Regions from separate parts of the Mus musculus genome. Here all the other regions are linked to region 2. Evidence: chromatin loops called from intact Hi-C (ENCODE). Cell type or tissue: heart. All regions are shown on one strand. Region 1 has its middle 17 kb from the start of Gm28231. Region 2 holds the start of Nt5e (5' nucleotidase, ecto). Region 3 holds the start of Gm28231 (a long non-coding RNA gene).

What was found. Hi-C counts contacts between places; a loop is a spot of excess contacts. Peaks named below come from ENCODE experiments on the same cell type or tissue, not always from the same donor. Only the 100,000 strongest peaks of a DNase experiment are listed, where the experiment ranks them.
Region 1: a loop joins it to region 2, with 5 times the contacts of the local background. A loop is called at or near these places in 6 of 42 quality-filtered maps.
Region 3: a loop joins it to region 2, with 2.2 times the contacts of the local background. A loop is called at or near these places in 8 of 42 quality-filtered maps.

What each region holds. Positions count from the first base shown.
Region 1 is chr9:88,272,666-88,280,665 of GRCm38, reverse strand. It overlaps the pseudogene Gm5066. Among named protein-coding and RNA genes, the nearest start is that of Gm28231, 17 kb to the right of the region's middle. In heart, no CTCF peak of the experiment used is centred here; a DNase peak (open chromatin) is centred at 6,485; H3K27ac peaks cover 922 bases.
Region 2 is chr9:88,323,922-88,331,921 of GRCm38, reverse strand. It overlaps Nt5e (5' nucleotidase, ecto), which reads right to left and starts at 4,313. Exons shown (of 9, transcript NM_011851.4): 1 at 3,892-4,313. The coding sequence starts at 4,236. It overlaps Gm51281 (predicted gene, 51281), which reads left to right and starts at 6,120; the gene lies at 6,120-6,179. In heart, a CTCF peak has its summit at 4,245; a DNase peak (open chromatin) is centred at 4,361; H3K4me3 peaks cover 1,527 bases; H3K27ac peaks cover 949 bases; H3K27me3 peaks cover 614 bases.
Region 3 is chr9:88,254,962-88,262,961 of GRCm38, reverse strand. It overlaps Gm28231 (a long non-coding RNA gene), which reads right to left and starts at 3,075. Exons shown (of 3, transcript XR_379685.2): 1 at 2,936-3,075; 2 at 2,638-2,765; 3 at 1-2,265. In heart, no CTCF peak of the experiment used is centred here; a DNase peak (open chromatin) is centred at 3,181.

The DNA of each region.
Region 1 (8,000 bases), 51 kb after region 2:
TCAATTTGTGAGCATGAGACTGTCTGAAGATGGTTGGATTTCTCTTTGGAAGGGCTGGGCTCCTACTATTAGAGATGTGCCTTTCTCAGCAATGTACTGGTATAATTATGAAAAATTAAAGAGGTGAGAAATCTGGTTTATATGAATCAACATTTATGATCGACTTTACTTCAGGATCATTGTCCGGTTCTTTCCTGCACCTTTGGATTTGTCAGCCTGGACTATAATGAAGAACATTGTGCCATTATGATCAGTTCATATGAATTAGGAAAGTTGTTCTTCCAGAAGCAAAATAATTCTTATGATGGACATTTGACTTGAAATAACAACCAGAGCCAAATAAGATGAAAATTTGTAGGCAAGATAGTTTTTTTCAACATTATTATCTTACAGTATGACTTTATGTGTCTTCCCTATAACTTAAATGAATAATAATTTCTCATCCACCTCGAGATCATAATTTGAACTATTTAATTTTTTGAAATATTAAAAACATAATCCAGAAACTGCAGCCACTTAGTACTCTTGCAAAGAAAGTTGCTCCTTAACAGGACAAGTTTTCTGAGTGCAAATATCATTACAGGCTTCCTTTTAAATTAATGCTGTAAGTGTGGGGCACATCAGAACTTTTTGGATTGTGTACTAAGCACTGCAGTGTAGAGAGCCAAGTGCAGTTCCACGCAAATTCCAATCATAAGTCTCAGCATTTCAGTAGAGAGTGGAAGAGCTATCATGTGGCATTGTTCACATTCCCCAGATGGTGCCTGTTAACTTCTTTAATTCAGGGGCATTGTGTTCCCTCACTCCTGTTACTGATTTAAGATGGCCTGTAGTGACCTGTAGTGTAGAAGTCCCTAATGAAAAGTGTAGCCACTTTATCTGTGTGAACCGAAGTATAATCATTTACATGATGCAAATGTACAAGCAGGAATGGGCTGCTGGTAACTAGTTTGCCTTCCAAGTGTCATTGTTTGTAGAGGTCTTTAGGTCAGTTCTACAACTTTTTCTACTACAATCAATATTCCCTAGTCTAAAAGACCAAATTATAAAATGCTCCAAAAATTTCAACTCTATTTGATGTCCCAAAATGATGCTGCTACAATCCCACACCTTCACTCAGGTGACAGCATACAGAACGCAGGCACATAGAAACATTTAAATTGCCTTTAGGCTATTTGTATTAATTGTATATGAAACACATGAATATATTTATCACTTTAAGTAGGAATGGGGTTTTAAAAAATTACCTTTACTTATTTGTTGTATATGTCTATATATACATGAAGGCGAGAGGAAACCTTGAAGAGTTAGTTCTCCCGTTCCACCTTGTGGACTTTGGGATTTGAACTCAGGTGGTCAGGCTTAGCAGCACGTGCCCTTTCCCACACTGAGCTCAGGAATGAGATTTTAAATATGATGAGAATGCAGGGGTAGAAAAGGGTGGCTTTGGAATGTGTAACTCAGAGTCTGATCTCTGGCACAGATGATAAATAATGTAAAAGTAAGTAAGATGGCAATGCAAGAAATGCTATTTATTATTATTTACTTATCTCTATAAAGCAAAAGGCACTTTATAACGTTCTATGTGTATTCTATGAAATATGATGTATACCCTCCCTGCCTAATGTATTTTGGTGACAATGATCTCTAGGGTTGGTAGGTGAACAAATGCATTTTGTATCATAGTGGAAAGTGTTTGTATGTTTCATCAGAAATAAATGATACATGGTTTATTGTACCATGTTGTTTTACATTACAGAACAAAACAAAACAAAACAACAACAACAACAAAAAAAACAAAAACAAAGAGGAAGACACCCTGCCTCAGGACGGCTCTGATTGCTTGCCCAGGGTTTTCCTTAGTCACTAAATCTACCATGCTTTCCTACCTGACTTATCACATCTAATTTTTCAAGTCCCCCCCTCAACCCTCCACTGACTTTGTCCGAAGACCTGGAACATATTTCTAAATCTGATGGGGTTTAGTGAAAAGAAAGAGTTGTTAGAAGAGATAGGAATTGAGTAAGTATTCAACGTATAACAAGGTCTGTGAGACTGGAAGGGATAAGAATGAGTACAAACAGAGCGGACCTTGCATGCAGAGCAAGGAGGGAGGAGCATGCAGAGTGTGTGGAAGCTCACAGCATCTGGAGTAGAAAGTGTGAGGCCAAGTGAGAGACTAGATAAGTAGGCTAAGCAGGGGTAGATCAAGAGCCCTCCACCCCTTGCCAGATTGTGGGGTTCATTGGTTTGTTTGTTGGTTTTGGTTTCCTGAGACAAGGTTTCTCTCTGTATATCCTTGGCTGTCCTGGAACTCACTCTAGACCAGGATGACCTTGAACTCATGGAGGTCTGCCTGTTTCTGCCTCCTGAGTGCTAGGTCTAAAGGTGTGTGCTGTCACTACCTGGCTCCTGGTTATGAGGCTTATTTTACAATGTTTACAGTATTGCCAGAGGGAAGCCTGCAAGCAAAGCAGTGTGCTCAGGATGAAGTTTTAGGTATGGAAACTTCATTTCCCTGATCTCTCTAGCCGGGACCACAGATGATAGTGATTCTGGGGATGGATTGGAGGTTTCCTTCCTGCCTTTATACAGGCAGTGCTGATAGAACCTTCGGGTTTCTGGAAATGGTCTAGGCACAGTAGGCAGGTAATGATGGACAAAGTCCCTGCTCTCGTAGGAAAAACAGACAAGCCCACCAGATATCGTTAGATAGAGAGGGACTATCCTAATGCAATGAGCAATGGTGGGCCAGGTGACAGGAGCAGGGTTGCAGCTCTCCCTGCCACCCCCACAACTTGTTGTGTTAGCTAGGAGCAGCTTCCTCCAACTGTCACATGCACTTCTGGAAGACCTCATCCCCACAGGAGCAACATTACATCATCATATACGGGATGTGTGGGAAAGGGCTTCCTTGAGCAGTCAACCACAGATGTAAAATCTCCACTAAACACTCCCTTCCTTTAGTCATTTTCTCTTGAACAATAGTCTTCTGTAGCCCGGTTAGTCTCCATATACAGCTGAGAATAACCTTGGTCTCCTGATCTCTTTCCTTCTCTTCCCGAGTGCTGGGTTTTCAGGCCTGCACCACCACATTGGTTACCTCTGTTCTTATGAGTTCTGTCTAAGCCTCATCGCAAGGTGAAGAGGTGAGAACAAACTTGGAATCTGTGTTAAATTCCCAAGACAGAGAAAAGGACATAGGGCAGAAGGACACATGTGTACCGTGCTGTGTAGCTACTTTCTTGGAACAGAAGCTCCTTGAGACTCAAAAGGTTCTAAACTGAGGCTCTTTATGTCTCAGACAGTGAACAACTCAGAAATCTCAGGAAGTCCCGCAAGCTTGCCAGATGCATGTATAAACTGTAAGGACTCCATGTCGTCCACAGATCTCCAGAGTTCCAAGCTCCATGAGTCATCACCTCCGCTGGATGATTCAGCTGCCTCTAAGCATGGTCCTGTAAGGAACCCATGTTCCTGTAAGTAGCTCCAGGAAACTCACTCACTGTGGAGCTAGAAATAGACTGAAACTACAGGGAGCAGGGAGAGGTCAGCACCGCACAGTCTTCTGGAGACGAGACACCATTGCAAGAGAATCTGTCGCAGGGGAGCCCTTCTGCTCTTGCCCCAACTGTCCTCTCTTAGACACATGACAGCAGTGCTGTGAGAGAACTTTTACATTTTTCCACATGAGGGCTGAGTAGCTGTTGCTTTCTTTATGAGAAATCTGTGATCATCATCATCTTCTCCTCCTCCTCCTCTTGCTCCTCTTCTTCCCTTCCCTTCCCTTCCTCCTCCTCTTTCTCCTCCTCCTGTTACTATTGTGCCATTTTTTTGGATAGAATTTTCTTCCAGTAGTGGCACAATTCTACATATTCAATGTCTGCACAGACATCAGCTAAAACTGATTATAACCCCTCCAACACACACACACACTCTCTCTCTTGCTCTCTCTCTTGCTCCCTCTCGCTCTCTCTCTTGTTCTCTCTCTCTTGTTCTCTCTCTCTTGTTCTCTCTCTCTTGTTCTCTCTGTCTCTTGTTCTCTCTCTCTCCCTCTCTCTCTCTCTCTCTCTCTCTCTCTCTCTCTCTCTCTCTCACACACACACACACACACACACAGGCACAACCTCTGGATTCATACAATGTCAATTGAGTGGAGGCAAGCAAGCCTCCTCCCATAACACTTTACCAACTCTGTTGTGTTTGAATGCTTCTGACTACAATCAAAACACAGCATCAGTTGAGCAGAGGCAGCAGCTAGACAGCTGCTCATTTGAGTGTGGTCAAGGACACTGACATCACTGTTTAATCATCTGTTTGCTCATCCTAGAAGAAAGGGAGATTGGTCACCACTGTACTTTGATTGTGTTCAACTCAATCACCATGTTCCAAAAATAACAGGTTGTTATCGTCAAATACTCAGTTATTTTCAGTTCCCCTCCACTTCAACATGCCACAGCTATAACTGAAGAGCACAAGAGCAAAGAGACCATGGCTAACGTGTTTGCTGGAACCACTCATTGTTCCGGCTGATCTACTCCTAGCATTTTCTTCCTATTTCTGGTGTTCATAAGGTTGTTGTTGTTTTTAAAGATTATTTTAGTTTATGTGTAAGGGTACTATCTTAGTTAGTCTTCTGTTGCTGTGATAAAACACCATGACTGAGGCAATTTAAAATGGGAAGTGTTTATTTGGTGCTTATAGTTTCAGAGGGTTTGAGTCCATGATCATCATCGCTGGGAGCATGGTAGGAGGCAGATAGGCATAGTGCTGGAGAAGTAGCTGGATGCTCATCTTGAGTCAGAACCATGAGGCACAGAGATATAACTGAATGGTGTGGGCTTTTAAAGACATTCAAGTCCATCTCCACTGACATACCTCCTTCAATAAAGCCACATTTCCAAATCCTTCCCAAACAGCTACACCAACTGGGATCAACTAATCAAATATATGAGCCAATGTGGGGGGGTATCATCATTAAAACCACCACTGATGTTTTGCCTACTTGTGTGTCTGTGTATCTCATGCATGCCTGGTGCCCATGGACGCCAAAAGAAAGCATTGGATACCCTCGAACTGGAGTTACAGACAGTTATGCGCTGATTACTAGGGATAGAGCCTCAGTTCTCTGGAAGAGTAGCCAGTGGACTTAGCCTTTGAAGCATTTCTTCAGCCCCCTAAAGATTAATTTTTTATTAATTATGTATATGTATGTGTAGGTGAGCACTAGTGTCCTCAGAGGCCAGAGGCATCAGATCCTCTGGGAGCTGGAGTTATTTGCAGGCAATTGTGATCTACCCAACATGGTTGCTGGGAACTGGTCCTCTGGAAGAGCAGTATGTGCTCTTAACCTCTGTGCAATCTGTCTAGTCTCAAAGTATAAAGTATACAGATTTTATATGTACAAAGGTCTTTAGGTATACATTTTATGTTCTTAAGAATGTGCACATATTTGTATTTAAACTTTGAGGCTTTCATGACCATCATTGGAGCAAGTTATTACATAGAGGATATAAACTTGCCAAGCCTCACTTTATGTAGCTGTGTCAGTGTAAAATGTTCTTATGCCCTCTGTGCTGTCCTTCCCTCTGTCTAGAGCTTGAAGACGCTCAAAGGAAGCTCTCACAGAAGAGAAGAGGCAGCTAAGGGGCCTGAGAGTGGGTGGATTCAAGGAGAGCATGACAGCTAGTACCCAGTAGCTGGGTGCTGTCACCAAAGGCAGAACTATGTGGATCTTAGGAGCTCTGGACATGTCCATGTGGACTAGCATATACCCTGGACTTTGCACAAGTGTGTAAAACATTAACTTAGTAAGACAAACCTTTCCTTAGAAAGGAAGTTTCCAGATTTCAAACCACTTGGCTTTTGATTCCACCTTTTCTCTCGATTTGAGTCAAAGCCGTGTTTATACTTTTCCCCTTAACACTGATGAGGGCTTCCCACTTTTCTCTGTAAGCTTTGTGTCTCACTAAACCCACTGTGTTTACTTTTAATTTATAGCAGCACGCTTGTATCAGACTCCCGGGAAATGGTCTGGTCTGCAGTTTTTGGAACTGTGACCTAGAAGGATGTATTGTTTTAGCTTAGAGAAACAAATGAATGTTTCTACCTGGCCTTGCTGAGGGCTTTCTGTGCTGGATTGAGGCTGACACCTGGGAGTCTCTCAGCTTGACTGGAAAGCCCCAGTGAGCCTTCCTTACGTTGTCTTCTGAGATCCCTTTCTGGAATTCTTTGCCAAACTTTTATTTATTTATTTATTTATTTATTTATTTATTTATTTATTTATTTAGACCTGTTGCAAACCAAGGGCTGAGGGGAGTGACTGGTTAATGTGACCTGCTTCAGACCACACTGTGACTCCACTTGGCTCCCCACAGGATTCATGCCAGCTTGGAAGATAAACAAAAACCCTGCCCATGCCTGAGAGTGTTACTTATGTGCACAGTGCAGACAGGCCTCATCCAGATTTCCTGAACCTTTGCCAGCCAGATTGACTCAGCTCTCCCAGTGATGCCCAGTTTCCTACCCATGTGGCATATGTGAGCATAAAAACACTACCTTGTTCTCTCAGAACAAGGTTAGCCCTAGACTAGTGTTCTGAACCTCCAGTCTTCCTGCTACACAATCAAAGTGCTCCCTGGATAAACTTTGATATGTAAGTTTTAAAAAATATTTTAAATGGCTCTGTGGTTAGGGGTGGGATTTCAGTTCCCAGGACTCCATGAAAGGAATCTCCCAGCTGCCTATAACTCCAGCTCCAATTCCCTTTTCTTGTCTCCTCACATACAAAAACACACACACACCACCACCACCACTACCACTACCACCACCACCATCACCACCACACGCACGCACATGCACACATACCTACACACATACCTACAAATAAATGAAAAATAAAATAAATACATTTTAAAAAGAGAAGTGTGATATCACGTATGCTACCCCCCTAAAGCTGGGTTCCCAGCTTGGAGCTTTACTGCCTTGCTTCAGAATGGTTCCTCAACATCAATTTGTTGAAGCAAAAAATCAAGAAGCAAGCTGTCAACCCACTAAGCAAGGGCTCTGCTCTAAGCTGGCTTACCCGTTTCCTGAACAGACTCAGCATTGCCCAGGCTGAGCCAGTGACTGGGCACACCTCCTGCAAGGCTTTGAGTAACTGTGTGGTTTAGAATTGCATCAATCCTGCGGACAAGCGTTGTTTCTTCAGACTTTCCAGAGACCGATCTAGACAGACAGCTGTCATTTCCTGAGGATGTGATTCATTCATACCCAGCTAAGGGTTGTGTTGCCCAGAGAACAGAGACTCTGAGAGACCAAAGTCACATCTCTGTGCCTTGTTCCAAGGCTGGCCATTGGAGTCTAATGATGCACCAAGAAAACTTGCTGTAGGGATAGAAATCCAGTCCCCAGCTGTCTCCCTTCTTGTTGAAGTCAATTTACTCTTTTTATTTTATCTATCTGTCCATCTGTCCATCCGTCCTTCCATCCATCCATCCATCCATCCATCCATCCATCCATCCATCCATCCACCCACCCACCCACCCACCCATCCATCCATCCATCCATCCATCCATCCATCCATCCATCCATTCATCCATCCACCCATTCATCCATATATCTACCTATCTTACTAAAAGCTTCTTCGGCCCTTGGCACATTGCTTGAACGACATTTCTTTTGCTTAGAAAGCATGCCAACTTTGTAAGGCACTTCCATGCCGCAGAGTTTCTTAATTCCTCAGCTTAGGAAGTTTGCTAGGAGCGTGTGCCTTGTGCTGACTTGCCCATTTCTATGCTTTTTGTGAGAATGTTTGATTCTACCCTAACCTGGACTCCAGCTTTATCTGTCAACTCACACAACTGCATCCTCTTCTCTCATATATTCATTTCCTTCTTTACATCTTCCACTAGTATGTTGCACATCAGTTATGTGCCAAATATTTGCTCAGTTATTCTATGATGTGGAGAAATTTTATTCACTATAATTCTGGACAGGAG
Region 2 (8,000 bases):
ACACAAGCTACTGACAAGCTGGATAGGCAATGATGAGGGCTGGGGAGATGGCTCAACAGTTACGAGCACTTGATACTCTTGTAGGGGACAGAATTTGGTGTCCAGCCTTTATATCATATGGCTAACAGCTTCCAATAACTCCATTTCCAGAGAGGATCTGGCTTTCACAGGCACCAGCACACATCTGGTACACATACATGAGAATAAAAATATCTTTTTTTTTTTAAAGAAGGAGTAATGATACAAAGATTAATGTTCTTGCCTGGGTTATTAAGCCTTCAGGAAGGCAGCTGGCAATCCTTTGTGAAAGGAGGAACCAAGCATACATATTGTGACCAGTAACTTTGCACTTGAATATGAAAATTCTCACAATGGAATCAGCAGAAGATATTTAGAACAGCTGAATTCATGAGGCGCGTGGGGGGAGGGGGGGTTGATTAGAAGCCATCTCCAAATTGACCAGAGAATGAGGTGTGAAGAGTTCACCGTGTACCTAAACACACACACAGGGGCACTGCACATGTAGAATGAGGTGGGAAAAATCATAAAAGCAAGGCACAGTAGTGGACTGAATGAGAACAGCCCATAGGCTCTTATGTTTGAACACATAGTCTGAACACAGTTGGCAGAATTGTTTGGGAAGATCTAGAAGGTGTGGCCTTGTTAGAGGAGATGTACCACTGGAGGAGGGCTTTGGGGCTTCAGAAGACACACACAATTCCCAGTGAACCCCTCTCTGTCTGCCTCCTACTTGTGGATCAAGATGTGAGCTCTCAGCTGTTCCTGATACCACGCCTTTGCTCTGCCATCATGAACTCTAACACTCTGCAATCATAGGCCTAATTAAATGCTTTCTTTAGTAAGCTGCCTTAGTCATAGCATTTTGTCACAGCAATGGAAAAGTAACCAAGACAGGAACACAAAAGTAGCATTTGAGAGGTGGAGGCAGGATGATCAGAGGTTCAGCGACATCCTCTACCACACAGCAAGTTAGAGACCAGTTTAGGCTATCTGAGAACTTAAAAAGGAAAAACATTCTAAAAGGAACAGTTTAGACAGTGGTGCTTAGAAAAGATGGTGGAGGGAAGGCTGTCAGACCCACATAAATGACAGCTGTCACGTCCTCTTCCTCCCAAACCCGAGATATAGAGAACTAAGCTTTAATTGAGCAAGGGATTTCTCATTGTACCATGTCCATAGGCTGGGGGTTACCTTTCCCAGTTAAGGAACATGAGGCTCAGAAATAACCAGGCCGAAAAGAATAAGAGAATCTGCAAACAGCTGAGCTTCCTCGAGTTCTTTTCCTGTCTGCCTTTCTCCTGGATGTGAGAGAGAGAGAGAGAGAGAGAGAGAGAGAGAGAGAGAACAAACAAACAAAAACCCAAACCAGTACAGTGCTTTCCTGACCTCTGAGCTGGTTTGTGTAATAGCTTGGTGTGTCTCTCTCCTCATCCCTCAGGGCGCATTAGTCTTTCCACTAGGATAGACAGCTACACTCCCTGGCTGCTTCTGTCATCTCTCAGTTTCTGCCTAGCAGCAGAACCTAAGGGGGTCTTCAAGTTCATCCTGGTCCTCCATAGCCACCAGAACAACTCTCTCATGAGTGTGGCAGGTCTAGAGAGTACAAAATGTCTTGGAGGCTCCTGCTCTAATTTCCGAGGCTACACTGGCTTCCATGGATGGGGAACTGGAGATACCCCTCTACAGCAGCTGTTCACTCTGATCTGGGTTTCCAGCATCGCAGAATCAAGACACAGCAGGGAACTGAGACAAGGAATTTTTTATAGTAGAAGATCACTAGGCTCCCAAGGCTTAGTAAAATACAAGCAACACAACAGTGTAAACCTCTGTGAGATACAAAGGCTGCAGAGCGGAACCAAATGCTACAGCCGTGAAAGCTATGGTCCACGAAGGCCAAATCATGTGTATTGAACCCCACCCACGACTCACCCCACCCATATGTTCTAAAGACCTCTCTGAAAAGTGGAGCTATAGATTCTGTTATCCCCTCTCCTCCCACTCTTGACACCGGCCAGTGTAGCTTATTTTTCCTCAGGCCCCACTTCAATGACTTGGATAGACATTTGTAAGAAAGCAATTCCATCCCACAAAAAGTATTCTAAACATTCAAGGGTGATGGGTTCCAACTTGTAGTACATTGTTGTGGCCCCATCCTGTCTTAAAGAGGGACGCATTTTTACTAAGGAATATTTACCCACATGAGAAGAAAAAGAGTGTTCGAAAAAGAAAATGCTGTAAAGTTGTGGCTTATATGTGAAATCAAAGCAAACCCAGACGTTGTTTATCCACCCTTCTGAGAGGAAGTAGAGACGTGAGCTAGTTAACAATCCGAATATGTAAATGTTTGTATTGCCGTTACCACTTGCAAAGCTTCGAGTAGGTCTAGCTGTGGAAAAAGAAAGCTGAGAGACTGCAGAGTTCTTGAGGTCGGAATTTCTTTTGCCAAGCTGCTGCTGAGCATGATGGCCCTCCCCAGACAACTCTGTAGGCTTAAGGACTGTTAGAGCCGTTCTTGCATTGAGAGTCTCTAAGCCAATATTCAGTAGGAAGGGAGCTCTCACCCTTCTCTGACCTCTGAGCTGTTCCTGTACACAGTGGGTAGTCTGCTGTCTGCACCTTACTTTCCCTCCCACACCCTCTGGTTTCACAGAGTTCTGAGAACTCGCCCTGCTATTTCTCTTGCTAAGCCCTTATGATTGTTGTTGTTGTCTCTGATTTTTTCCCCAGAACAGGGCAGAATCTTTTACCGGAGGCATCCACACTGGGTTGAATGTGAGTGGTGGCTCAATTAATTTTTACGTCTCAGTTACATCTCAGTTATGTTTTATTTGATTATTCTTTATCCCTTCTCAACAAGCAAGGCATCACCTCCAACAGAGTGTTGGGAAGTGAGGACTAATCTCTCTCTCTCTCTCTCTCTCTCTCTCTCTCTCTCTCTCTCTCTCTCTCTCTCTCTCTCATGCTAGGCTGGCCTCTCTTTTGTAACCAAGGATGACTCTGAACTTTGGATCTTTCAACCTTTACCAGGATTGCCCTGCAAGCCTAGTTTGGGCGATGCCAGGGATCAAATCCAGGGCCTTTGGAATTCTAAGAAAGTACTCTAACAATGGAGCTGCATCCCCAGCCCCCTTATCTCTCCAGTTAGGCTCTTTCGGAATCTCTACAGCCAATCGGTTTTTATTGAGCCCCTGAAATCCCAGCTTTTCCGCGTTTGGGTTCTCTCTGACTTTTTTTTTTTTAACTTGCTCTTTTGAGGCAGTGCCTGGGAGCAACAAGAACTAACAGTTACAGAGATTATATTATTATATTATGTGCACAACAGTGCTTTGAGGTCAACATTCTTCTTCGCATTTCATAGCAGATTTGGCCACCGAGGTCTAATAAATAACTAGTATAAGGTCACAGAAAAGTAACTGACCTGTAAATCGACCTAAGGAGGTGAGCTCATTGTGCTCGGACTTCAGAGCCAATCGGATGTGTTTTCCTCCTTGGGGGCTGGTGACCTGAATAATTTTTGACCCGATTTCCTTTCAGTAAAGTAAGGATGAAGAATTGTTTGGAAGACAGAGCAGATGGGAGAGGTGGAGGAGACTGGGATGGGTCTCCAGCCCTTGATAATTTTCAGTGCTCGAGCTGAAGCACCTGTAGGCAGTAGGGTCCCTCTTCTAATTGTCTCAGTTCGCTACGGGACCCCAATAACATCAGTTTAAGAAAATAATCTAAGAGACGCCCTCACTTAGTGAATGAATCCTTAGGTGGCCTGGGTCGAGTTCCACCTGTACATCTCTGAGCACTATCAGACCACTAGCGAGTTCTCCAGCCTTTCTCTCTCTGGGTCTGGGACTCCTACCCCGGGAACTTTCTCCTTACCATAGCATCGTAGCCCAGGATGTTCATGAAGTGTGCCACTTCAAGGCCTTTGTAAACGGTGAACCAGATGGTGCCCTGGTACTGGTCTCCGGCATCCAAAAACAGCACGTTGGGTTCTTCCTTGCGGATCTGCTGCACCTTGGTAAAGAGCCGGGCCACGCCGCCCACACACAGGCTGGCGTTGAGGCACTTGGTGGAGTCATCGCTGGTCTGCTCTAGCCGGCTGTGCACGTCGTTTGTGTGCAGGATCGTGAGCTCCCAGGCACTGGCTGCGGGCCACTGTGGTAGTAGAGCGCTCAGTGCGAGAAGCAGCCACTTGGGTACCTTAGCGGCCGCGGGACGCATGGCTGGCTAGAGCGCGTTGAGCGGGTGGACTGGCCCTGAGCCCAGTGAGCACCGGCCACCGGGGCCTCTACTAAACTGCGGAGTAGAGGAGGGCGGGGCGGGGACAGACCCGCCTCTTCCAGCCCCAGGCCCTCCCGCTTGCAGACACACTCCCCGAGTCACCCGATGCGACCCTGGCACCCGAGGCACCCGGGAGCCTCTGGCCCAGCACACGCAGCCCGCAGGGAACAGAGAGGAGGTTGTTCGCCTGGTGAGCGAGCAGGTCCGAGAGGCTGGGTGCCGCAGTCCCCGGGCGGGCGGCGGTGACAACTGCAGGGGCAGCGTTCCGGATCCTCACTCTCTATTACACCGATTTCTCCAGAAGAGTGTACAGCGGCTTGTGTTGCTCGGTGGCTCGGTCGCCGAAAAAGAAGGGGCTGGGGCGGGGGGGGTGGGGGGGGGAAGGAAAGGAAGACAAACGTGGGAGTGAGAGGGGTCCAGAGCCCGCCTGAGAGGTGCGCTGGAAGGTTGCTTCGGTGGGACCGGGACACACCGGCCGAGACGCTACTTAGGTTTGAGGACGCAACCGCTCCACGTATTCGAGCTGGAATCTCAGGAGCAAAGCAATCTTTGGGACCCTCAGCGGTGGCATAGGGCCAGCTCTGAAAGCTAAGGCGGATCCTAGCGGGTAAACCTGACAGCTACTCTGGGGCGCTCCTCCCTTACCTTTTGTGGTGTGTGTGTGTTTGTGTGTGTGTGTGTTTGTGTGTGTGTGTGTGTGTGTGTGTGTTTGTGTAAAGCTTTTAGCAGTAATAGTGGGGATCCATATTTGTTATGAACAAATCATTAAATATAAATCGCCACAGCACAAATTCCCTGTCTAATGGATTAACCCCTGTGTTTGAATGAAGTATAGTCAACACGCTAGTAGTTCTGAGAAAGGAAAGAGTATTGGTGAGGTTCCCGTGTGTTCTGGTCATTATAGAAGTTATCTAATGCCCACACAATTCCAGAATGCACCAGGTCTGCATTGTTACACACACACACACACACACACACACACACACACACACACTACATTGGGGCATACCTGTAATCCTAGCACTCAGGAGACTGAGTTGAGAGTTGAAAGTATGGGGTACATAGTGAGGCCCTATCTCACCCACAACCAAGTTGCTTTTCAATTGCAATAAAATATACATCATATATACAGGATGTGCATTACCGCGTACTGTCCTAAGTTTACAGATATTTGCCATCATTCATTTCCCAGAACATTTTTATCTTTCCAAGATTGCATTGTAAACTCATTAAACAGTGACTCCCACACAACACGGTGGCAATCACCTATAATTACAGTTCTTGGGAGTCCCGGCAGGAAAACAGTCTGGTCATGTAGTGAGTTAGTGAAGCCTGCCTCAACAACAGCAGCAGCAACAACAACAACACAAACAAACTAAACTACCAACTAACCAAAACCACCTCTCCATTTCCTTCCTTTCCAGCCTCTGGCAGTCAACATTGCATTACCAGTTTGTATAGATTTGATCATTCTAAGGACCTCATAGTTGTTCTTTTCTGACGGAATTTGTTTTACTTGGTGCAATGCCTTCAAGACTCAGTGTGTCAGCATTTCCTTTCTTTCAAAAGCCAACACTTCACACTAGGTGTGTATTTGAATGCTCACATTCATAGCAGCTTATTCATAAGGTATGAAACCAGAATCAGACCAGGGTTCACGGCTGATGAAATAGTTTAGTTGGGAGGTGAAGTAAGGACCTGCTATGTTGCTTGTTCTCACATGCAACGAAAAGTCTCTGTACATCTTCACCAACTCTATTTTTTTTTTGTCTTAAATGATAGTCACCTTATGGCACATGTGATATCTCACTGTAGTTTCTATGTGTGTTTCCCAGTTGGTTTGAAAGATGGTCAGCATGTCAAACCAACTGGGAAACACAAATAGAAACTTATGGACCATTTGTGTCCTTTCTTGTAGACATTTCCTTTAAATTTTTTTTTATTAGTTTGGTGGTGATGGCACATACCTTTAATCCCAGTGCTTGTGAGGCAAAGGCAAGCAAATCTCTGAGTTTGAGGGTAGCCTGGTCTACAGAATGAGTAACAGGATAGCCAGGGCTACACAGAGAAACCCTGTCTCAAAAAAGGGAGGGGGGGAAAGCCCCAATTGAAAAAAATGCATTTATTTATTAATTTCGCTCGTGTGTATGTGTGCAGTGTGCACATATAACACATGTGTAAAGATCAGAAGACAATTTTCAGGGCAGATTTTTCTCACAATGTAAGTTCTAGCGATGACACTCAGGTCACGAGGCTTGTAAGTACCTTGACCCATGAAGCCATTTTGTTGTCCTTCTGTCCCTGTCATTTGCATCTGCTTTAATTGAACTGTAGAAATCTTTTTCTTCTTCTTTGACAAGGTTACGTGCAGTTCAAGATGCCCTCCAGCTCATTGTACTGTCATCTATGGCCTGGAGCTCTTTCCTCTTGTGTCTGTCTTTCTAGTGTTGGGGTTAAAAGCATGTGTCACTGTGCAGTTCACACAGTAGTGGGGATTGAACCCTGGGCTTCCTGTATGCCAGACAATCACTCTACCAACCGAGCTACATCCTCAAGTCTGTAGGAATTCACAAGATGCAAATACATAATTTGAAGATATTATTGAATGTTCAGTGGTGTGTGATCACACAGGGAAGTGGAGCATCAACATTCCCCGTTCTCCTACCCACTCAAGGAAACAATGAAGGAAGAACATTTTGATAAGGGCTATCTGGAGGTCAACTGACTCCCTTTCAAGACACTGGGTTTGGGGCAAACTAGTGTTATCTAGAAAAGAACCTACTTCCTGCATGTATACTAAGTCAGTGATCCCTTGGCATGCTGAGCTAGTGATGTCACTGCCTGAGTAGTCCAACTTATAAAACTCTTGTTCCTAAAGTAAGCAGGGTGGGGCAAAACGCTATGAAGATAAGGCTGGCTCACTGTCACCGGACTGAGAGTGTGTGCCTTGGTCCAGTGGTTACCACTGGACCTTTGTATCCCACAGAGTCTGCTGGAACTCTGGGGTGGCTTTCTATCTGGCCCCTTGCGGTAGGATGCTGTCCACCTGCTTTGTTCAGCCACAACTCATAAATTTTCAATAGTCTTTACATCTCATATATGGCTTCCAGACATTTTTTTTTCTTTTCCTTTTCTTTTTTTTAATTATTTTACTTATTTACATTCCAGGCATTGCCCTCCCTCTGTCCCCCCTCCCACAGTTCCTCATCCCATTCCCCCTCTTCCTCCTTGACTCTGAAAGAGTGCTTCCCCTGCACTGCACCCGGCCTCCTCCTTTCCTGGGGTCTCAAGTCTCTCAAGGATCAAGCAAATCTTCTCCCACTGAGGCCAGACTAGGTAGACCTCTGCTACATATGTGCCAGGGTGGATCTTTGACCTGCTGGTGTATGCTGCCTTGTTGGTGGCTCAGTCTCTGGGAGCTCCTTGGGGTCTGGTCTGGTTTAGTTGAAACTGTTGGTCTTCCTATAGGGTTGCCCTCCCCTTCAGCTTCTTCAATCCTTCCCCTAATTCAATCATAGGGATCCCCAACTTCAGCCCAATGGTTGGGTGTAAGCATCTGATTCTGTCTCAGTCAGATGCTCAATCAGTAGGGCCTCTCAGAGGACAGCCATGCCAGGCTCCCGGGCTTCCAGACATTTTTCTTCTCTCTCCATAACCTACCCCAACACTGCCATGTTGGACACAGGTACATTGTGGATGCTACA
Region 3 (8,000 bases), 69 kb after region 2:
TTAAGGCCCCACCCCCTGTGGTCCTGGTAACATGATAGGCAAAGGAAGGGGAAACAATTGTTCTTCATTGGAATTCAAAATGCCATAGGAAACCCTGTGTGGAAGAGGAGGGCGGGAATGGAAAGGCTCAGTTAGACCCAGGTTCTGCCTAGTAAAACATGGCTATTTTTACTTCCTTTTTGTTTTCTTTACTTGTTCTATTGTGTTACATGATTTTGGTCAAAAGAATGAACTTTGAACTCTCTCTCTGACTCTGGGTGGGTACATAACTTCTTGAACTGTCAGAAGGTTTCTGGGATTTTTACGAGGAGGCTGTCAATCACTGGGAGGGAGGACAGGCATTAGGAGAACTCTCTGTTCCAGAGACCTGCAGGGAGGCTAAATGGACCATGTCTACTCTCACTCCTGCTCAGTGTCCACCCTGGCCATCATCCACGCTCACCTTTAAGAGTATTTTCCTCTACAATGGCCCCTATCCTTATCAGTTTCCCTCACCCTTGAAAGTGTTTCATGTTACTCTGCAATAAAGTTTACCTATTTTCTATATGACCAGGTGTCTTGTCTAGTTCATCTGATGGTGATCTCAAAGGAGGCCAGTGTGAGATCTTGGTAATAGTTTCACTTTTATATCTGAAGGTTTGGCTTTAGATCTTAAGCATAGTGTTAGCCTCAGAAGACATGATTTTCTTAGCTAGCTTTCAGTTACTATAATAAAAGACTTGAGCTAATCATTTGAAAAGAAGAAAGTTTCTTTTAGCTTACAGCTTTGTAGGTGTCACCCCATGGTTTAGGCCTGTGGGGAGGCGTACTATTCTGATAGGAGCTAAAAAGGGAAGCTGGTCATCTCATTTTAGCAAAGACAGGGAAAGGAGGGGAATGAGGCCCTAGTAGTCCCTTCAAGGACATGCTTCTAATCACCCAATTTGCTCCAACTAGGCACCACCTCTTAAGGTTTTCATTGCATTCTGTGATGGCCGAAGAAACTCCATTTTATGAAGAAACGTTCATCTTGGTTCCCCTACTCATTTGTCTCTGACTTCAATCCCTGGAAGATAGGTTCCCAGTAAGCCTGATTCGGTGACTCCTTTTCCCCCAAATGTATCACTGTGACAGTCCTCTTGTTATGATATGGCAAATTGCCTTTTGGTGTCTGTAACCTGGTTATGCAGACATTCAAGGAATAGTTTGAGGTTGCCTTAACAGCCTAATCTTGGTGGAGCAGAAGAGCTCTTGGTTTTCTTGTGAAGATATTCAAGGTTGTCTTAAGGTTTTTGTCTCTGGGAAGAGATAACAGGGAAAACAATTCTAAAATTTGAAAGGATTTTTAAATATTAAAAAAAAATCCTTCCCTCACCACCCATTGTTAGTAATCTCAAGTTTGCCTCAGAGATTGTTTTCCCCCATAGCAGTTTCAACAAATTTAACTATTATAATCTTGATTGAGGCTATAGTATTGTCCTAGAAGTCATGGACTCTGTTAACAATTCTAATAGCACCAGGGAAAAGTAAACTGCTAACACGTGAGCCTTTTAGCTAGTGGGAGACAGTTAAAATCCAAAGTGCAGCACTTGCCTATTAGAACCAGTGCAGTCCCATTGTGCTCAGGTTCCAGTAAGCAAGCCGTTCTGAGGTCACTGATGAGAGCGCTGCTGCTGCTGCTGGAGGCCTGGCTTGGGAAGTTTCAGAGGAAAGCAAAGACCCTACTGGGCCTTTTTGTGTGACGTGTTTGTTGTGTCTGGTCACCTGGAGCCAGAATCACTGAAGTAAAACCTTTTCTTTGCTGGAACAATGGATGCTGGTTGTCAGCTGGGGAGGAAGAATAAGTTGTGATTAAGAAGAGACCAGGATCCTTGAAGTGAGATCTGGGAAGTGTTTCCTTGGGATCAGTATGCAGAAGCTGTGCTCCAGAAGTGCCCAAGGTTGTAGCTCATGTTGGCAGCAAACTTGGTAGAATAAGAGTCACCCAGGTGGTGCTGGTTTTGAAGGCATGAAGGAGTCATGGAGAACAACTGAAGCTTGGCATTGTGGGAGGCCAGAAAAAGCCACTGGTGAAGGTGCGACCTAGATGCAACAAGGTACTCCACCCTTTTGGGAGATTGGAGTACTATGGCAAGACCACCAAGAACAGCAGTAACAGTGTGGTGGGGCTAGCTGGAGTCTAGAAGACAAGCCATGTGTGCTGCAGAGGGCAGAGCCCACCTCACCAGACTACTTCAGGTCTCTAGTGAAGTCATTCCATTTCAGCAGATGCAAAACGAACAGTTACTGTAAAAATAAGAAAGAGCATTCTTGTGTAACCTGAGATGTTTTAACACAAAATATAGTCTCTTGATAGAAAAATAAAAAGATCCAGGGAAGTAGGGAGTCTTAAAAGCAGAGTTACTGATCTGAGTTATCTGAGAGCAACATGAACATTGATGATACACCATTTTATGTGTAAGGTCTAAGGAAATACAAAGTAGATGAGGCAGTTATGCCTACTGCCTTAAGTGACAGACCAAGGTAGCAGCTTGAACTATGGGCTGCTTAATGTTGTGGCAAGCCAGCTCTTTTGTTTGTTTTTCATTCATTTCTTAGATTGCTTTTTAAACATTGATTGTGGATTTGCCTAGCACTATAGAGATAAGCAGAGCTTACCTGTTTTTATCCTCAGAAGTTCAAAGTCCTGGATGAGATGGATACATTAGCTAATGAGTCAGAAGGTGGGAAATCTTCTCAGACGAGGTGGAGCCAGAAGCATGGATGAGCCACGCCTGTCTGGGTTACTGTGTGGATTCAGAGAGAGGCAGAAATGTTAGAGAAAACATTGAAAGCATGTCCAGCAGCAATAAATAAATAAATAAAAAATTTAAAAAGGCATTTTATTCAGAAGCACTAGCATGTTCAAGTTTTCATTCCCCTAAAAGTTGTTTTGGGTTTTGTAATGGGGTCTTACCATGCAGCTTTGGCTGGTTTGGAGCTAGCTATGTAGACAAGGCTGGCCTTGAACTCACAGAGATCCAACCGCTTTTGCATTGTGAATTCTTTAAAAGTAAGCAGCTGACAACACCTAGAGGCAGCTCTACTCCCAGATACTCTAACACGCCCAGGATCATAGGATTAGAAGTGAGGAGGACACAACATCTGTTCCAACACTGGGCGTAACTGGGACCAGCTCTACCCAGGCATGCAGGAACTCTGCCAGACCAGTGGCTTGGGTTCCTTCCAGTTTGTCTGGGCCAGTGCCCCGAGCAGATCTTAGGTGTAAACTGTGCAGCCAGCCCCACAACACCCAGAGGCAGCTCCACTTCCAGGCTCTCTAACATGCCCAGGATCATAGGATCTCAGGATCTGAGGACCTTGCTTACACCAGGATCTCAGGGTCCCAGAGGCAGATTGACTCCTAGGAGCTCTGACGTACCCAGGATCTCAGGATCACAAGATCCCAGAATCATAGGATCACAGAGACAGATTGACTCTAAAGAGTCAACCAGTATCAAAGGAAGGACAGGCTCCAGTCAGACATAGCCAGGGCAGGTAGCACAAGAGATAACCAGATGGTGGGAGGCAAGCATAAGAACATAAGCAAACAGAAACCAAGGTTACTTGGCATCATCAGAACCCAATTTTCCCACTATAGCAAGTCCTGGATACCCTAACACACTGGAAAAGCAAGATTCAGATCTAAAATCACTTCTCATGATGATGATAGAAGAATTTAAGTAGGACGTAAATAACTCCCTTAAAGAAATGCAGGAGAACACAGATAAACAGCTAGAAGACCTTAAAGAGGAAACACAAAAGTCCCTTAAAGAATTACAGGAAAACACAATCAAACAGGAAAAGGAAAGGAACAAAACCATCCAGAATCTAAAAATGAAGCTAGAAACAATAAAGAAATCACAAAGGGAGACAACCCTGGAGTTAGAAAACCTAGGAAAGAGATCAGGAGTCATAGATGCAAGCATCACCAACAGGATACAAGAGATAGAAGAGAGAATCTCAGGTGCAGAAGAAAACATTGATACAACAGTGAAAGAAAATGCAAAAAGCAAAAAGCTCCTAACTCAAAACATCCAGGAAATCCAAGACACAATGAGAAGACCAAACCTAAGGATAATATGTATAGAAGAGAGTGGAGATTCCCAACTTAAAGGGCCAGTAAATATCTTCAACAAAATTAAAGAAAACTTCCCTAACCTAAAGAAAGAGATGCCCATGAACATATAAGAAGCTTATAGAACTCCAAATAGACTGGACCAGAAAAGAAATTCCTCCTGTCACATAATCAAAACACCAAATGCACTAAACAAAGAGAATTTTAAAAGCAGTAAGAGAAAAAGGTCAAGTAATGTATAAAGGCAGACCTATCAGGATTATATCAGGCTTTTCACCAGAGACTATGAAAGCTAGAAGATTCTGGGCAGATGTTATACAGACCCTAAGAGAACACAAATGCCAGCCCAGGCTACTATACCCAGCAAAACCCTCAATCACCATAGATGGAGAAAACAAGATATTCCATGACAAAACCAAATTTACACAATATCTTTCCACAAATCCAGTCCTACAAAGGGTAATAGATGGGAAACATCAACTCAAGGAGTGAATCTACACCCTAGAAGAAGAAAGTAATCTTTCAACAAACCCACACAAACATAATTCCACCTCTAACAAAAATAACAGGAAGTAACAATAACTTTTCCTTAATATCTCTTAATATGAAAATTAATATTACCAACACACCCTAATCAATTGAAATTCAAAAATACGAGGAATTAGAAATTTGTTGGCCACCATCCAGTGGTCTCTTTAATTTGGTAATTGGAGAAATAGGTCCAATGTTGTACAATCCATATACACTTTCTGCTTGTTTGTATGTGACAGTGTCTTGCTGTGTGCCACATAATGGTCTTGAAATCATGCTTCTCCTATCCCAGCCTCTCTATTAGTACAATGGTTTATTTGATGTTTTTATACTATGGTTTTCAGAACAGCTTACTTATTTAAAAATTATTTACACAGCCAAAAGAAATATAGACAATTAATTTGGGAGGTGGCCTGTAAGAGAACAGCAAGGAGTGAGACTGAAGGCTTTGCTTGGTATTTATAATTATTGTATCAATTTTGAAGAAGAGGACTTTATAAGTTACTCTTATTCTGAGATGAATCCTGTTCAAAATCATCACAGCCAAGGAACCAGAATCTTACCCTCACCTAATGTCTGTGCCACCCTCGAAGCAGAGCCATTCTTCATTGAAACAGTTGATGAACGACTTCATTGGATAGACCATCTTAATACACATACCATTTCTTAAATGAGTGTAACCTGTTCCCTGTGGGCCAAGAATGAAGACAATCACTCAAGTTAAATAGCTTTGACCATAGCAGGAAATCTGTACCCAAAAATCATGCCTACAATTCATTCCTTGGTGCAGCAGAATTGTCAACTCTTAGCTTAGCTACTAAGGAGGTAAAATCCTTTGGTGATGTGAGGGGCATTGAAATACAGCCTTATTACAATGAACTCCAATGTCCAAAAATTGTTCTTATTTTGGGTTTGTACCACAGTAAGCCAAGATTTTAAGCTCTGCTAAAAACAAACCAAACCAAACAAACAACAAAAAGGCTTTATCTATTTATTTTCATTAAAAAACTAATAGTGATATAGTATATTAAAATATCATATGGTTAATATATTTGGAATTATTTAAAATTTATATTGAGAAAAACATCTGTATTTTTAGTATTTCTATAGACAAGCATCTACATAAGACTGTTCAATTGATTGTTTTATATCAAACAACTTTTATAATACTCATTTTTATTGTTATAATATTTTATAAAATTTAAAGATTATGATTAAAATAACAAAAGGTATGATAGGTATTGAAGGGGAGTCTCTGGGAGGAGTTGGGGTACAAAAGGGAAAGAAGAATGTGATGTAAATCTATTTACTCAAATATACTTTTAAATATTAACAATTTCAGATAAATTGAAATTATGTATCTTTTCTCATCATAGTGCAATAAAACTTAAATAAAAAAAAGTTACAGGTGTGTTCCACTGCATACAGCTTTGCTCATAGTGTTTCAGGGAAACGGTGAGGCAGCTGCAGTAGCCAAACCTGGTGGATGTGATTCTTGAGGTTGCAACAAGAACGGTGCTATTCCGAACCTCCAGGGTAAGAGTAAATTTAGGTGGTAGCTGAGTCAGATACTGGAAACAGGCATGAGCCTTCTGTGAGTACCATTTCTAATTAAGGGACTATTCCTTGACACCAGATAAGCGTTATATGCACATTTATTTCGTTTTAATTGATAGGGGTCTTTTCTCAATGCATGAGGAGAATAAAGTATAGTGTACTGGCTGTGGTTAAATCCAATCTTATCTATGGTGTTTCTCATAGAATACCTTTTCTTTCCTCCCTCCCTCCCTCCCTCCCTCCCTCCCTCCCTCCCTCCCTCCCTCCCTCCCTCCCTCCCTCCTTCCTTCCTACCTTTATTTCCATTCTTCTATGGCAGTCAGCAAACAACTTGTGGGAGTTAGTTTTCATCTCCTACCTTATTTTTGAGTCAAGGTCTCTCTTGTATTTCTGCCTCTGCTCTACACACTAGCTGGGCCTAAAATCTTCTGAGCGACCCTCGGTCTCACTGTAGGCATGCTGGAATTACAGGTATGCACGATCACATCCAGCTCATGTGGGATCTAACTCAGGGGGGCAGGCTTATGACAGAGATACCTTTACCCGCTGAGCTCCTGCAGGGTTAATAGCCAACGCCAGGATTGGGCTTGACAATCTTACCGAAACCAAACTCTCCACAGCCGTTTATGGTACACACTAGGGTTTGTACCCCATAGTGCTCCCTAGTGGTCTACACACCTGTTCCTTGCTCCTAGGAGAGGAAATAACCCATAAGCCTTTGCAGTTAAAGATATATATTCTTTGTTGGGTGCTTTCAAACAGTGTGGCAAATTATTTATAAATGTGATTACAAAATCCCCCCCCCATGACCCCCACACTCTTGCAGTATGGTGCTGCTTTCTGTTATTTGATTAATGGGAATGGTTTCTTCTTCGTCCTTTGGATGTATAATCAGTACAATGTGGAGAATGAAGGGCAGCACGGAGCATCCTAAGCTGTGACTCAAAATCCAATCCTTACAGATGCTGCTAACAAATGTGGTTGCTTGCTTGACTGCTATAAGGCACGGGGATGACCTCACCGACAGCTCCAATATCAGAAAAGGTACTGGGCTGCATGTGGTACAGGTGAACACATACCTTGGGTGTGCTTCTCCAAGTCAGGCAAGCAAAAGAATTTGGCACCTAAAATGCGTATTCATTTTTATTAAATTAAATTAATTAACTTGTTTATTTATTTATTTTTTTTGAGACTGGGTTTCCACGTTTCCATGTACAGGAACAACCTCTGTAAACCAGGTTGGCCTCGAATTCAAGAGATCCGCCTACCCACCACTGCCCAGGCATGGTTGTTACTTTGAAAGACAGTGAGTTTTGAGCTGCTTTGTTAACCGCTGATACTAGGCTTTCAAGCACCTTTCTGTGTGTGAACTCCAGTCTTATTCTGGACTCACACTAGAATCAGGAACCTTCTCAGAACTTGGCTGTAGCCCAGCCGGGCTTCACGGACAGCAGCTCTTCATCTCCTCTCCCTTTCAAGTTCATTATCTGCATCTGGACTGAAAGGAGCTCTGTTCTGGCTCAGAAGGGCCCTAGAGGTCTCCAGAGCAGATGAGGCATCGGACAAGCATCCGTGGAAACTAGAAAACCACCCGGTGACACTGCCTTATTTCCCATTCAGAGCAGATAAAAGTCTGTGTGATTTCAAAACCTGCTTCTCTTTGTGGTTCCGGCTTGCCTATGTATCTCTGCTGCCTCCTGAAAGGAAGCACTATGGCCCCTTTGGTATTATTTACTTTCCCTGAAGTATGCTTCTGTTTACTACTGTATATACATTCACTTTCCAACCCCCAGACACATCTTCTATATATTTCAGT